4 separate regions of the Homo sapiens genome follow, and regions 2, 3 and 4 are each linked to region 1. A link is a contact called in ENCODE Hi-C data. All regions are on one chromosome and are shown on one strand. The core of a region is the stretch at or near the end of the contact, and the rest is flanking DNA. Distances in the headings are between cores, read along the strand shown. Region 1 holds the start of C9orf163 (chromosome 9 putative open reading frame 163). Region 2 holds the start of NOXA1 (NADPH oxidase activator 1). Region 3 holds the start of CAMSAP1 (calmodulin regulated spectrin associated protein 1). Region 4 holds the start of UBAC1 (UBA domain containing 1).

Region 1 (3,429 bases), core at 294-2,793:
ACAGGGTTTCGGAGGACCCTAGAGGGTCGAGCCCTGGGCTCCTGGCTCTTGGGTTCTTTGAACTCGCGAGCGGCAAAAGGCGAGCCCCACGCCTGAGAGGCAGCATCCACCTCTGCATCCCCCTCTTTGGAAAGGGCAAACAATGACACCTCCTTCCGCGGAGGGTGCAGAGCGCCTCGACCACTGGGAAGAAGCAGATGGGGGCAGCGGGGCTGGGGCTGGGCCCTACCACGTGCTCCCTAACTCTGTTCAAACAGGTCAGGAATCTGACTCCTGAAAGGCAAATGTTAGCTGAGCAGATTGGCCCTGGTGCCACGTCAGCCGGACTGAAGCTCTCCCTGCACCGCCTGCGGCCCTGCTGGCGTGGCACGGATATCACCCCCTCCCTCACCAGCCGCCGGCCCAGCTGGGGACAAGGGTGGCTCCCACCCAGGGAGGACCTCAGCCGCTGCTGGGAGCTCAGCCTCCCGCGATGCCATCGGGCGGGCACCCCCACCACGGCGCCTGCCCTCTGGAAGGAGCAGCAGAGGAAGGCCGCGGCTCTTCCCTGCCCTTGCCAGGCAGGTGTGCAGGTGAGTGGGCCCGGCATGGCTGGCCGCTTCCTCAACCGCTCAGCCTCCCTCGGCTCCTCCGAAAAATGAGGGCACAGAGGATAGTGCCCACCTGTTCCCTGCGATCTTCCGCGGGAGGGCGTGGATGCTGCCTGGCCTGGCCGTGGCAGGCACAGGAGCGCCTACCCGCCTCACCCCTCCGCTGGGTCGCTCTGGCCGCCCGAGCGCCCGGGCCCACTCGCCACCGACGTGCACTCAGCCAAGGCTGGGACCCCAGCGCCCCTGTGGGGCTGGCGGCCGGGGGAACGAACCGAGTAGGCCGCACCTCCCCGGGAGGACAGCAGGGCTGGGGCCAGGGTGGGCCTGGGAGGGCCCGGCGCAGCAAAGGCGCAGGGCGGAGCTTGGGGACGAGGAGCCCGCGCGTCCCCCTTGCGAGTCGGCGGACACCCGGCTCCGCGCGGTGGCCGGGCCGCCCCTCCCTGCCCGGGCCTCTGTGCAGAGCGAAGGGACAGTAGAGGATGCGTCGGGGAAACCCCAGGACGCTGGCCAGGGACTGGCGGCAGCCATCGACCAACTTCCGGCGCCGCTCGGTGCCCGCGGCCACGCCGTAACCAGGCAACCAGCGCGCAGGCGCAGTCGGCCCTCCGCGTCCCGCAGCTCCGGCCGCTCCCGGCGCATGCGCGGCCGCCGCCGCCTGCCCTCCAGCCTCCCAGCCCAACGGAAGAATGCGAGGAGCGCGCCCGCGTCAGGGCCCCGCGCTTCTCAGCTGGGCGGAGTAGCCGTTCTCGGTGCGTGAGCCTGCTGGCATCGGTCCTGCAGACTGATTTCCCGCTTGTGGCCTTGATTGAAGAATCCCATCTCTTCTCACATCTTAAAACGAAAAAAGACTGGGAGAAAGAGCCAGCGTAAACAGGGCGACGTACTGGGACGGCCCCGGCGCGCCTGGCCGGGCAGGTGGCGAGGGGCGGGGCCAAGCGGTGAGGCGGCAGACGGACGCCGGAGGGGGGCGGGGCCACGGGCGGGGAAGGACGGCCGAGGGGCGGGGCCAAAGGGGCGGGAACGACAGGATGAGGCGGAGAAAGACGGACGACGGGCGGGGCTAAGGGGGCGGGACGAAAGAATGAGGCGAGGAACGACGGAAGAGGGGCGGGGCCAAGGGGAGCGGGAACTACAGGATAAGGCGTGGAAGACGGGCGGGGGGCGGGACGAAAGAATGAGGCGGGGAAGAACGGACGCCGGCGAGGGGCGGGGGCAGAGGGGGCGGGACAGAGGGATGAGGCGGGGAGGACGGACGCCGGCGAGGGGCGGGGCCGAGGGATGGGCTGTGAAGGGCTGAAAGAGAACGCGTCTGGGCCGACGAGCCGAGGGGCGGGGCCAGGGGCGGGGCGCGCGCTGATGTCGTAAGCCGGACACGTCGGCGGCGCGGCGGCCGCGGAGACCCGAGCCGGATGTGCCAAGATGGCTGCGGCGGCTGAGGTGTCTGTGCTCGTCGCCAGCGTCGGGTGGGCTTTCGCCCGCGGCTCCTGAGGGATCGGTCTCAGCCGCGCGGGTGAGGGGGCGAGCGCGGGTGAGGGGGCGAGCGCGGGAGGAGGAAGGCGGAGGCCGGCCGGCGGAGCCAGGCCGTGGAGGTCGGGGCGCGGAGGAGAGGAGGCGGCTGGGCCCAGCCCCGAGCGGGCGGTGCATCTCGGGTCCCGCCGGGGCCGGTCGAGGGGACAGACGTCCGGGCCCCCGGGCCAGAGCGGAAGGCCGGACGCGGCGCGGGCCGCCGTGGGACTCGAGGGACTGACGTGGACCCGGCTGGGCTGCGGTGACGCCGGTTCCCGGGGCGGGAGGCTGGACCCCCAGGCACCCCTCGTAAGACTCTTAACTTTTCAAATGAGCGTGTCTTGTCCTCACCGGCTAGAAGGCTTCCTTAGCGATGCTGGTGAAGAGACACATTTACATTTGAACCAAAGAGCAGAGTTGTTTGTTTGTAATTTCTTGATTGGGCGATCAGGATGTTGCAACAGAGGCCGAGGGTTAGAGGAGTGTGTGTGATCCGGCTCGCCCCTTTGTGATGGAAGTGTTACAGTAGAGCCTTCAGAAACATCAGAGCCATTTAAAGTCAGTTTTTGCCGCTTAAGAACACTTTTAAATGGCTTGTAAGTTGGGTGTGGATTGTATATTAAGATTTTGTTTTACATGTGTGATGCCGATGTTAACCAAAGAGGTATTTCCCATCCCCCATGTGGCAATACGAAGCAAACGGAACCGCAGACGGTTCTTCCTAGAAGTGATACTTTTGCAAGTTTCAGCACAATGCAGCCTCCCTGCGTTTTTTCCTCATCCCCTTTCTTAAGTTTCAGGTGCTGGTATCTTGTAGACAAGAGGCAAAATAGCGTGTCTTTCTTGTTCCTTGTTCCTCGTTTACTGTTAATAGTGGTTACTACAGTGAGTCTCAAAATTGTACTTAAAGTTTTCTTTGAGGCAGTGGGCACTTTTTTTTTCTTTTTCTTTGTCTTTTTTTGCCAAATCCAGCAAGAGGTCATGGTAGTGGGTAAATGTTAATGTGATTTCTTCTTCTGTAAGCATCTTTCATGAATACCAGGGTCTTCGTCATTTTCATCAGTGTTAGGCTGCTGGCCTCCTCTGTCGCTGGCTTCCTCTTCAACATCTAACTGTATGTGGTTGCGATTCTAACTTAGAAGAGTTGGAGTTGATCATGTCTTTGTGTCAAGCATCCCACAGTCTGACAGGGCGTCACTAGCAGCCACCGTGAGGGAGACTGTAGGCAGTAGGTAAACTCAGGGGCTTCCTGGCACACTATTGTTTTCCTCACTTAAAATATGAAGCCAGTGGCAGCAAGAGGAGAGGGGTGTGCATGCATTTTAAATGCCTC
Region 2 (3,429 bases), core at 298-2,797, 940 kb before region 1:
TTCCTAAGTTCCCATATTCCTAACATGCATATGCTGTGGGTTAGTCGTATGACTTTCACTGCGTCCCCTCTCTGTAGTGAAACCAGGCACAAGAGCACAAGTGACTGGGTTAGCCCCGGACATAGGATTTGTTGCTGAACCACCTGGTGTCTAAAGATTACATTCCCTTTCTTGGATAACATTTTAAAATGAAATCATTGTGGGCCGGACAAGGTGGCTCACATGTGTAATCCCACCACTATGGGTGGCCGAGGAGGGTGGATCACCTGAGGTCAGGAGTTCAAGACCAGCCTGACCAACATGGTGAAACCCGTTTCTACTAAAAATACTAAATTAGCCAGGCGTGGTAGTGGGCGCCTGTACTCCCAGCAACTAGGGAGGCTGAGGCAGGAGAATTGCTTGAACCCGGGAGGCAGAGGTTGCAGTGAGCCAAGATTGGGCCACGGCACTCCATTCAGCCTGGGTGACAGAACGAGACTCCATCTTTGAAACAAACAAAAAAATGAAATCATTATGGAGGTGATTGTAAATTTGTACGCAGCTTTAAGACACAAGAGAGGGGGGTCTCATGCGCTTTGCCCAGTCTCCTCCAAGGGGGATATTTTGCCAGTCAGGGGCGTGGAGACCCTCCCACAGCGCGCAGTTCCCTCTCCTTTAAATCACTGCTGTCACCGAGCCTTCAGTAACCGTGGGCACCTGCCTGCTTCTGCGGGGTGCTTGGGACTGAGCGGGGGTGGGCAGCGCTGGCGTTTGGGATGCGCAGGAACAGGCGGCCCCGGAACGCGAGGGGGCACGAGAAGGGCACCGGGCTCCGTGCAGGGCCTCGGCCGCTGCACCCTGGCACCCTGGACTCCTGGCTGTTTCGGGGAGTGGGCTGGGGGAGGGCTGAGGGCTCTGAGGAGGAGACTGACCCGGTCTCCCGGCCATGACCACAGGCGCAACGCTTTCCCCTTAGGGCAGGGCGGTCCCTCGGGCCTGACCCAGCCCAGCAGCTTCCCCCTTCCCGGTGTGAGTCACCCTCGGGCCCCGGCCTCTCCCGGTGACCGCCGCGCCCCCCAGCGCGGCCTCGCTTAGCTCAGGTGCGGCCCCCCTGCTCGGCTCCCACCTGCCGGGGCGTTCGCTGGGTCGGGGGCGGCAGGGCGACCCCGTGACGGTCGGGGAGGGGCGCTGGGCCCTCCCCAGGGGCTCGAGGCGGAGGCGTCGCCCGCACCGGCCTCCCCACGCCCCGCTCACCCGCAGCGCGGCCTCGGGGTCCCCGGCCAGCAGGTGCACGCAGCCCGCGTTGAAGCACAGCCTGGCGGGCGGCGCCGGGACGCCCGAGAAGAGGTGCAAGGCGCGGGCCCAGTCCCCACGATCCACAGCCTGCGCGCCCAGGTGCCAGGCGCGCACCAGGTCCCCCAGAGAGGCCATGGCGGCCGGTGGCGGCGCTCGAGGAGGGGCCAGGATCCCGCGGAGGGGCCGGGGCCGGGGCCAGGCGGCGGCGCGGGGCTGCGGGGTCTCCGAGGCGGGCAGAGGTGCGGGCGCCAAGCGCCAGGTGCAACCCCGCTGCCCCGCGGCGCCCCCTGGCGGCAGGCGCCCGCCCCTCCCCGGTAAGGCCACGCCCCCGCCAGAAACGGCTACGCCCACTCCAGACCCTCAGGCCTCGCCCACCTCCCATTCGGCCCCCGCCCCGGCCGGACTTCCGCCGGGAGCTTTGTGCGCCCGGCTTCCTCGCCCCGCCCGCGCTGGCCTTGGTGCGCCGGATAAAGCCCTCCGGGCCAGCGGCTGCGGTCGGGCCAAGGTTCCGCGCCGGGCGTGGACGGTGTGGGGCGGTCCCGGCCCCGCAGGTGAGCGACCCCGGGCCGCGCGGGCCAGGTGGGCGGTCTGGGCGCCGGGGGCAGAGCGGGGCCGGGCCGGGTGCGCGTCCTGAGGTGAGGGCCGTAGCTGGGAGTGAGCCGGGGGCGGGCCGCCGGCTCTCCCGGGGTGGGGAAACTGAGGCCCCGATGGGGCGGGGAAGGTGCGTTCTCCCGCAGGGCCCCGCTCCGGAGGCCGCCGAGCAGCCGGACGCCGCGGGGAGCTGAGCCGACCCCGGCGACCCCGCCGCCCTGTCCCGCAGGGCCTGCCCTCCTCCGCGCCTTCCGAGCACGGACATCACAGGACCCGGAGGCCCTTCGCTCCCTCGCCGAGGAGGAGGCGCTCCCGGTGGGACGCGCGCGCGCCCGCCCTGCCCTCCCCGGGAGAAGGGACGGGCGCCTCCCTGCAGGGGCCCTGGCTTCCTGTCCACCGGCGCTGAGTCCTGTATTAGTTGTCAACCTAAAATAATTAAAAGGGTCAGAATGTGGTGCCCGGTGGGTTTATTCAGGCACAGAGGTCGAGGGCGGCCTGGGTCACCAGGTGCAACGGAGAACAAAACAGAGGCTCAGGTTTTTAAAGAAAACAGAGCCCATCGGAGAGCAGGTGGTTTCGAACGTTGCCCAGGAGCTCACTGGCTTGTAGAAATGGCATTGGTTCGCGATTGACCACGGCTTGGTGTCATCAGTGGATAGTTACTTGGCTCGAGGGGTAGTGAGGGGCTGCGGTTTCATTTGAAATGCTTTCTGGCACTTAACATCAAGCTTTCTGGGCCCACAGTTTAAAAGGGCTTTACATTCCTCAGATAAATGATTTTTTTCTTTCTCATTTGCCCCCCTTTTGATCAAAATCTTTCTTCTTGAAAGCATTGATTATCAAAATCTGAGGGTCAGAGTGTCCCCTCTTGCTGGGAAGGCTCATTCCCACATAGTCCTGTCCCATGCCAAGCAGGGAAGGAGGAGACATTTCAGGGAGTTTTTTTTTTTTTTTTTTTTTTAAGAACACCACAAACTGAATTGGAATGGCATTACAGGGTGGCAAACATGAGGTCTCAGTGAAGTCATTAATTTATACAACTGCTGTCACCTGTTGAATCATCTCTAGTTTTTAGAAACACCATTAATTTTAATTTTCTCAGAAGTAACACATAGGACTATAACCAATTTGTATGCCAGGATGAAAAAAACAAACCTGTTCCATTAGGGAGACAACTAAAAACATGAAGAAACTAAAATCCATGTTCTTCTTTCTTTTTATTTATTTGTTTACTTAGAAATGGGGTCTTGCTCTGTCACCCATGCTGGAGTGCAGAGGCACGATTCCCACTCATCGCAGCCTTGAACTCTTGGGCTTAAATGATCCTCTTGTCTTAGCCTCCTGAGTACCTGGGAATACAGGTGTTTGCCACCAGGACCGGCTAATTTTAAATTTTTTTGGTAGAGACTAGGTCTTGACACCTTGCCCAGGCTAGTCTCGAACTCCTGAGCCCAAGTGATCCTCTCATCTGGGCCTCCCAAAGTGCTGGGGTTATAGGTGTGAACCTCTGCCCAGCCAGGTTCTTCTTTGAGACTTGTAGCCAGAAGATTGTTCAGGATTTAG
Region 3 (3,429 bases), core at 510-3,009, 580 kb after region 1:
ACGCTTTTGTATAAAATCCCAAGGAATCCACTAAAACACTAGAACAACTAATAAATGCCACTAAAAGACAAGAAGAACTAATAAATGGGTTTAGCAAGGTTGCAGGATAAAAGATCAGTACACAAAAAGCCCTTAGAGTCACACTTGACCTTTCCGGGTCACACTCCACATCCCATATAACAGTAGATGGCCTCCTGCCTCCTCCTCAGCCCTTCCTAGTCTGTTCTTCACCCAGGAGTCAGAATGACCCTTTTAAAGGGTTAGTCATATCCTTCCGTGTGCTCAGTCTTCCGAAGGCTGCCCATTTCCTGCAGAGAAGGGGCCACAGTTCTGACTGTGCAGGACCTGTCTGCATCCCTCCATGTCCCCACCTCCCATTTCCTACCAGTCCTTCCAGCTCCTGCGTTCTCGACTTAGTGGCCTCTACTGTGTTTCTTACACTCCAGGCTCTCGTGTCTCAGAGGCTCTGTCTGCCGTGCTCCTTGCTCAAGACAGTACTTCTGCAGATATCCTTACCCTCGACGCCCACGTCCCGCCGGTCTTTGCTCAAATAAGTGCCCTCCTCCTATGGCTTTCCTTGACCGCTCTGCCCTGTCCACCTCGTGTTCTTTTCAGACGGCTGACTCAAGAAAAAATAGACAATCTCAACAGACCTATAACAAGTGAAGAGACTCAATTAGTAACCAAAAAACTATGAATCAAATAAGTCATCAAAAAAGCCCAGGCCCAAATGGCTTCAAGGTTGAATTGAAGCCTGCACGTGGGTTGGTATGTGAATGACGGACTGCCTGGGTCCTCTGGGCACCTGGCATTTCATACATGTTCCGCCTCTGGCACGGGGTGTCTCGACCAGGTACAGACAGGCTGGGAGCCCCGCGCCGGGCGCCCGCTCCCTGGAAGCTCGACCTCTCCCTGCCGTCAAGGCGCCGGTGGGCGGCACGTGGGCCGGCTCTCCCGGGGGCAGTTCTCTATTTCGCTGGTGAGGTTCTCAGACCAAATCCTCGGAATGCAAACTCTCACGGCGTTCCCGTAATTCTCAGCCCAGCGCGGGCCCCGACGCAGGCTCCAGGGGAACGAAGTCAGCGTCCCTTCCGGGGGATGCGCCGGCGGGGCCGCACCTGTTTCTGCCTCAGGGGTCCAAACGCCCACCTTCCCTGCACCGGGACGGGGGTCTGGAGACTGGCACGTCCACCTGGTGCCCGTCTGCTGGGCTGTCGCCTGCCGAGGTCGCCGCCGGCCACACCCACGAGGTCCCCAGGGCGCCGGCGGCGAGACCTCGGCCGGCCAGGGGGCCGGGCTGTGGCTGAGGTGGGACGAGCCAGGGCCGGGGAGGAGACACGGCGCTAAAAGAGGGCAGCTGCGGGCTCGGCAGGATCCCCGCCGCCGACCCACTCCACCCACCCCGCGCCGCCCACTCCCCGCTGCCTACGCCGCGCTCCACACCGCGGGCCTTAGAGCCTGAGGAAAGCAACGGGGCAGGCGCGGACCAGGGCGGGTCCTACTGCGCCTGCGGAAGCGGGCGGGGAGGGGCGGGTCGACGCTCACTGCGCCTGCGGAAAGGGGCGGGGCAGGCACAGGCCTGCGGGTGCCACCTACTGCGCCTGCGGAAAGGGGCGGGGCGGGCGCGGGCTGGCGGGCGGTGCCTACTGCGCCTGCGGAAAGGGGCGGGGCAGGCGCGAGAAGGGAGCGGAGCTGGGGGCGGGGTCGAGGGCGGGGTGGCGGGCGGTGCCTACTGCGCCTGTGCGAGGCCCCGGCGGTGAGCGCGCTCCCGCTCCTTGGCCACCGCCTCAGCCGCTGTCGCCGCCGCCGCCGCTCACCCGGGACCGCGCACGCGCTGCCACCGCCCCCGGCCCGCTCCCGCCCCCGCGCCCGCCCCCGCCCCCGGCCCGCGCCCTCCTGCCGCCGCCTCTTTGGGCCGCGGGCTCGGCACCTCCTCCGCTCGGGCTCAGCGCCCGCAGCATGCAGCAGCCGCGGGGGCGGCGACGGCGGCGGCTGTGAGGTGAGGCGGGGGCCGCGCTCGGGCGCCCCTCCCGGCTGGCCGGCTGCGGGGCCGAGTGGTGGCTCGGGGCGCACCGGGCCCGGCGCGGCGAGGGGCGGCGGCGCCTTTGTTGCGGCCGGGCCGCCGCCTCAGCCCTTTGTCTGCAGATGGTGGACGCGAGCGGCCGCGCCGCCGCCGAGGGCTGGAGGAAGATGGAGGCCCCGCCGGACGGCGCCGCCGACCTCGTGCCCCTGGACCGCTACGACGCGGCGCGCGCCAAGATCGCCGCCAACCTGCAGTGGATCTGCGCCAAGGCCTACGGCCGAGGTGGGCCGGGTGAGGGGCGCGGGGCGGGGGCCAGGGGCGCGGGCCGGGGCCGGGGGACGCGGCCGGGGTCCGGCCGGGTCGGGGTCCGCGCGCCGCGCCTTTGTGCCGCGTCCGCACAGGGTCGGGGCTGGGCCGGCCGCCTCCGAGGTCCTGGCGGCGCCCGGGCAACGCGGAGCGTGGGGACGCGGTCACCTGGCGAGTGGGCGTCCCTGCGGCGGAGGGCGGCGTGGGTCGGGGCTTCCGCTCCTATTTCGGGAGTGCCCCCAGCCTCCCGTTGGCGGCGGCGGCGGCGGGAAGGAGCTGCCCGGTTCTGGGCGCAGGGAGGGACCATGGGGACGCGGGGCCGCCGTCTGAGGCGCCGCTTCCCGGCGCGCCGGGCATCGTCCAGTGCTGGACCTGTGATTCCGAGCCTTGCACTTGTTATGAATTTTGATGCTTACAAGCTGTCAGCTGTTGAATTCCCCAACTAGAAATTGCGTATTCCGCGCATTGTGCTTAATCATAATGATCCCCTTTGGTTAATTCCTGTTTGGAAGAACTAGGTAACCTTGTTACTCAGTCCAGTTTGTTAGGCCCTAATGTGCTTAGTGGATTAAGACGCTTCTGTTTCGTGCCCTGGGAACAGGACAGACCTAGTGATTCTCGTCAGTGGCTGACTTCTTTATTAATTTCAGGTGCTTTGTTTCAGGTACAATTAAAGGTTAATATTTCTGCAATCCTCTTTTCATTTGAAGCATTCTTAAAATATTTGCCTTTATTCTGGTGAAAAATTACCCTTTTTAGAGTAAGACTAAAGGAGACAGCCCTTCCAGAGAAGAGTTCAGTTGACCAGTTTGGAAAACGCTGAGTAGGCGTTGCCCTGTTTGACAGTGGCCTGTGCCCCAGCTAGACTCGAGTTAGTCATAAGGACAAACGCGTTTTGTAAGTTTTAGGGATTAAATAACTCGCCTTATTTCAAACTGGTTTTTGTACTGTGTAAGTAGTAATTGGGAAAGAGTTTTTCCTTTGACAGTTTTCAGTTTTACAGTTCTTGTTTACTGGCTCAGTGGAACCTTAGTTTCTGTGTTGTAATGAGGAAGAAACACTGCTACATCCAAGACTTCACATGAGTTTTTGAGAACGGA
Region 4 (3,429 bases), core at 283-2,782, 520 kb after region 1:
CCACTCTCCACTCACCACCTTGGTGTTCCTCCCCTTTCTCCTCCACCAGCTTCCACGATACTACCACCACCTCCACTGCGGTCTCTAACAGTCGGTACTTCTGCTTCCTGCGTTAAAAATGCCCCATTCCAGGACTGTATCCTGGTGTCTGGTCTTAATCACTACCATATTTTCATTGAGTAGCAGAGGCTCCCACCTGTGAGAGGCAATTAGTAAGTGCTGAACTGGACACATGGAATCTGGACGAGGTTGGAATTATCACAGGAGAAAAATGAGGATGTGTGTGCAAAATGGTGTGGACAGAATAAAAGCCTGCAGGCAGGAGGCAGAGACAGCCTCCCCGGTTAGATTGCTAACCTCTGAGAACGGGAACTGTGCCTTATTCATCTCTGCGCAGTAAAGTTTTTTTAAATGAATGGGATGAATGAGTACAGATCAGTCAATGTGTCAGGTCTAACCTGAACTACAAAATTCATATTTAGGAGCATGGTAAGTAAGACGTTATCCAGGACTGTTGAGCTAGGTACAGAGACCACTGCCAAGGGGGCTTGCAGTGGGGAGAGAGGTCAGGCTCAACTCCCAATACAGCAAGGGCAAGTGGGTGGGGTCAGTGAATGGAAAATTAATAGGAGAAAACATCAGGGATGTGGGCGGTTCTGGCTAAACCGACCTGACAGGGTTCTTGCTGAAGAGAGGCTGGAGATATCAGACAGCACCTGGGGGACGAGGAACCTGACCAGACGTCCAGGGTGATCTGATATTGAGGCTGGGAGTTCTTGCTAAACTCACTTATCAAGGCTCTTCGCTAAAACTGGATTTTACAAGGAAGTGTACAGATGATGTAGAAGGTTCAGGAGCCTGCTTAAGTTTGGCCAAGCAAAGACTCTTTGTCACACCCCACAGAAAATGAGTCTGCCTGGCATCACCTGCACCAAGGGCGGCTTCCCTCCCCTCTGGGTGCCCCGCAAACCTAGGCTTCGCAGGAACAGTGACTCTCTGATCTGCGTGTGAATTAGAAAGACCTAGGCTTGTTAAAGCCAAGTTCTTTGGAGAGCCTCCGTTCTACAGCAGTGCAGTGCAAAAGAAATATCACAGCAGCCATGTAGGCAATTTAAAATTCTATCTTAAAAAGGTTAAAAGAAACAGGTGAAATTAATTTTAATGACATATTTTTCTTAACTCAATAGATACAAAATATTATTTCAACATGTAATCAATATGAAAACATTATCGAGATGCCTTACATTCCTTTTTCCCGTTACTTCTTTGGGATCCAGCGTGTATTTTACCTTTAGAACCCATGAGGTCCCACGTGGTGAGTGCCCCGGGTGGGAACCGCCTGCAGCTCGGGGAGGAACGAAGCTACCAGAGAACTACAGCTCCCGGCATGCTCCGGGCGCGCCCCGTGACGCACTTCCTTTGCGGTGGCCACAGCGCGCCCCCGGCGGCGGGAGCGAGGCGCCTGTCCGAGAACCACATCTCCCGGCATGCGCCAGACGCGCCCGTGACGCACTTCCGGTGCGGCCGCGACGGCGCGCCCCCGGCGGCTGCTGCGGCGGCGGGAGCGAGGCGACCGCTGAGGCCGCGGAGAGTGACGGCGGCCCGGCCGACGGGAGCCGGGGCGGGGCGGCGGCCCAGCGAAGGAGCGCGCGGGCGGTCTGGCCCCGCCCCCTCCCCGCCCGCCTTCCCGGTGACCTTCAGGGGCCCGGGTGGCGGGCGCAGGCCCCTGCGGCGGCGGCGGGATGTTCGTGCAGGAGGAGAAGATCTTCGCGGGCAAGGTGCTGCGGCTGCACATCTGCGCGTCCGACGGCGCCGAGTGGCTGGAGGAGGCCACCGAGGACACCTCGGTGGAGAAGCTCAAGGAGCGCTGCCTCAAGCACGTAAGGCCGGGCCCCCTCCCCTGCCCCCAACACCCGCTCCGGACCCCTCCGACTGCGGACCCCGCCTCAGTCCCCGAACCGCCCCGACCTGGGGTCCGCCGCCCAGTCCGCAGCTCCCAGGCCCTCTCCTCCGGGGGTGGAGGCAGCGCCTCCTGCCCGTTTGCCCGACTCTCCCCCTTTCGGATCCCACACCTCTGGACGCTCGTCCCGGGCCTGGCCTTTCGGCCGGCGGACTCCGGTCACTAAGCGCTCGCCCCGTGCCAGCCGCCCGGCCGAGCCCTGTACACGCCAGCCTCTCAGTTAACTCTGCAGCCACGCAGGGAGGTAGGGGCAGATCGGGAAACTGAGGCCTGGAGAGTGAAGTCGCCGACGGAGCAGGGCCTCGGGACTTTCCGGCAGTTGTACCTTTTTGCTGTTGGGGTGAGGTTTTTTTTCAGCAGCATCTTTGAGAGCTGAGAATTAACGTAGGCTCCTTCATGAAGAGGCCCCTTCTCCTTCCTCTTCCCCTTTCCCGCAGAGCCGGCTGCTTGGAGCTCTTTTCCTGGCTGGCCCCAGGCCACTGTGCCTTTTAGCTGGAGTCCCTGAAATAGTGCCGCTGCGGGACAAGGCCCTGCGCCCCTGCTTTTCTGCAGAGGTAAAATTGGTCAAGAGAGAAGTCCCAGGAGTAGGGTCTCCTCGCGGAGACACTTTTTAAAGTTTATTCACCTGAAATACTCCTGTGTATTTAGTTCCTTAGGTTGCTGATTTTTGGAACTAGTTCTCGAGTCTCTAAAGGACTCAGTAAGGTCAGCTAAGAAGCCTGTCTGTGTGTCAGACTGACCTCCTGTCTATACCTGACATGATCTGAGGGCTTGGCAGAATTTAGGTTGAAGGAGGCTGCAATTTTCTAGTGGCGACTCCATGTGATAAGTTACGACGTATCTGTGTTGACAGGTTGAGTGCGTTACACTTGAGCTGAGTGTGGTCTCTAAGGATAAACTTCAGTTCTTACCATAGTAGCTGCTCGCATACAGTACTTTCGAGTTGCTTTTGTGAGCATGGTTCTGTGGAGTTCTGGAACTGTCAGAGGCAAGCTTGGCAAGCCCCCTTCTGGAACGCACTGGCTGTGAATAACTGGGAGGTGCTGGCCTCAGGATTCACACCAAGGAGGGGGCTGAGCCTCCTGCGTTCAAGGGCCGGTATGTTTTGGCTGCTTTCTTGCTTTTCTTCTGCCCCAGTCTGCATGATTTTGCCGTCTGAACAACCATCGGGGCATCACTAAGCTCCAGCGCCGGTAACTCCGTGGGCATCCAGGCTGTTTGAGCCAGGTGGTGTTGCTTGTCTAGTTGTGTGTATTTTAAAAAACTTCTCTGGGCCGGGCACGGTAACTCACACTTGTAATCCCAGCACTTTGGGAGGCCGAGGTGGGCGGATTATGAGGTCAGGAGATTGAGGCCATCTTGGCCAACATGGTGAAACCCCGTCTCAACTAAAATACAAAAAATTAGCGGGGCGTGGTGGTGTGTGCCTGTAATCCCAGCTACTTGGGAGGCTGAGGCAGGGTAATCGC

Evidence for each region. Hi-C counts contacts between places; a loop is a spot of excess contacts on that map. Pooled maps may share reads with other maps.
Region 2: a map of gastrocnemius medialis shows a loop between it and region 1 (4-fold over the local background). The contact joins the promoter of NOXA1 here to the promoter of C9orf163 in region 1. A Hi-C loop is called at or near these places in 1 of 168 maps with a recorded cell type or tissue (gastrocnemius medialis), 1 of 37 single-sample maps with no recorded cell type and 6 of 50 pooled maps.
Region 3: a loop to region 1 is called in a map of B cell, with 23 times the contacts of the local background. The contact joins the promoter of CAMSAP1 here to the promoter of C9orf163 in region 1. A Hi-C loop is called at or near these places in 3 of 168 maps with a recorded cell type or tissue (B cell, CD4-positive, alpha-beta memory T cell and naive thymus-derived CD4-positive, alpha-beta T cell), 6 of 37 single-sample maps with no recorded cell type and 12 of 50 pooled maps.
Region 4: a loop to region 1 is called in a map of naive thymus-derived CD4-positive, alpha-beta T cell, with 10 times the contacts of the local background. The contact joins the promoter of UBAC1 here to the promoter of C9orf163 in region 1. A Hi-C loop is called at or near these places in 1 of 168 maps with a recorded cell type or tissue (naive thymus-derived CD4-positive, alpha-beta T cell), 4 of 37 single-sample maps with no recorded cell type and 13 of 50 pooled maps.

Annotation. Positions count from the first base shown.
Region 1 is chr9:136,481,609-136,485,037 of GRCh38, reverse strand. C9orf163 (chromosome 9 putative open reading frame 163) reads right to left here and starts at 1,543. Exons shown (of 1, transcript NR_172629.1): 1 at 1-1,543. SEC16A (SEC16 homolog A, endoplasmic reticulum export factor) reads left to right here and starts at 1,998. Exons shown (of 32, transcript NM_014866.2): 1 at 1,998-2,100. RefSeq lists silencers at 886-1,315, 1,466-1,645, 1,716-1,825, 2,056-2,375 and enhancers at 615-1,359, 2,105-2,850.
Region 2 is chr9:137,421,511-137,424,939 of GRCh38, reverse strand. It overlaps NOXA1 (NADPH oxidase activator 1), which reads right to left and starts at 1,547. Exons shown (of 14, transcript NM_001256067.2): 1 at 1,234-1,547. The coding sequence starts at 1,410. EXD3 (exonuclease 3'-5' domain containing 3) reads left to right here and starts at 1,778. Exons shown (of 22, transcript NM_017820.5): 1 at 1,778-1,826. RefSeq lists silencers at 1,317-1,876, 1,897-2,036, 2,047-2,186.
Region 3 is chr9:135,905,876-135,909,304 of GRCh38, reverse strand. It overlaps CAMSAP1 (calmodulin regulated spectrin associated protein 1), which reads left to right and starts at 1,759. Exons shown (of 17, transcript NM_015447.4): 1 at 1,759-2,305. The coding sequence starts at 2,146. It overlaps CAMSAP1-DT (CAMSAP1 divergent transcript), which reads right to left and starts at 1,472. Exons shown (of 2, transcript XR_007061860.1): 1 at 386-1,472. RefSeq lists silencers at 1,191-1,870, 1,911-2,020, 2,101-2,170, 2,571-2,620 and an enhancer at 3,267-3,429.
Region 4 is chr9:135,959,476-135,962,904 of GRCh38, reverse strand. UBAC1 (UBA domain containing 1) reads left to right here and starts at 1,532. Exons shown (of 10, transcript NM_016172.3): 1 at 1,532-1,880. The coding sequence starts at 1,743. RefSeq lists silencers at 1,383-1,792, 1,803-1,922 and an enhancer at 1,412-1,912.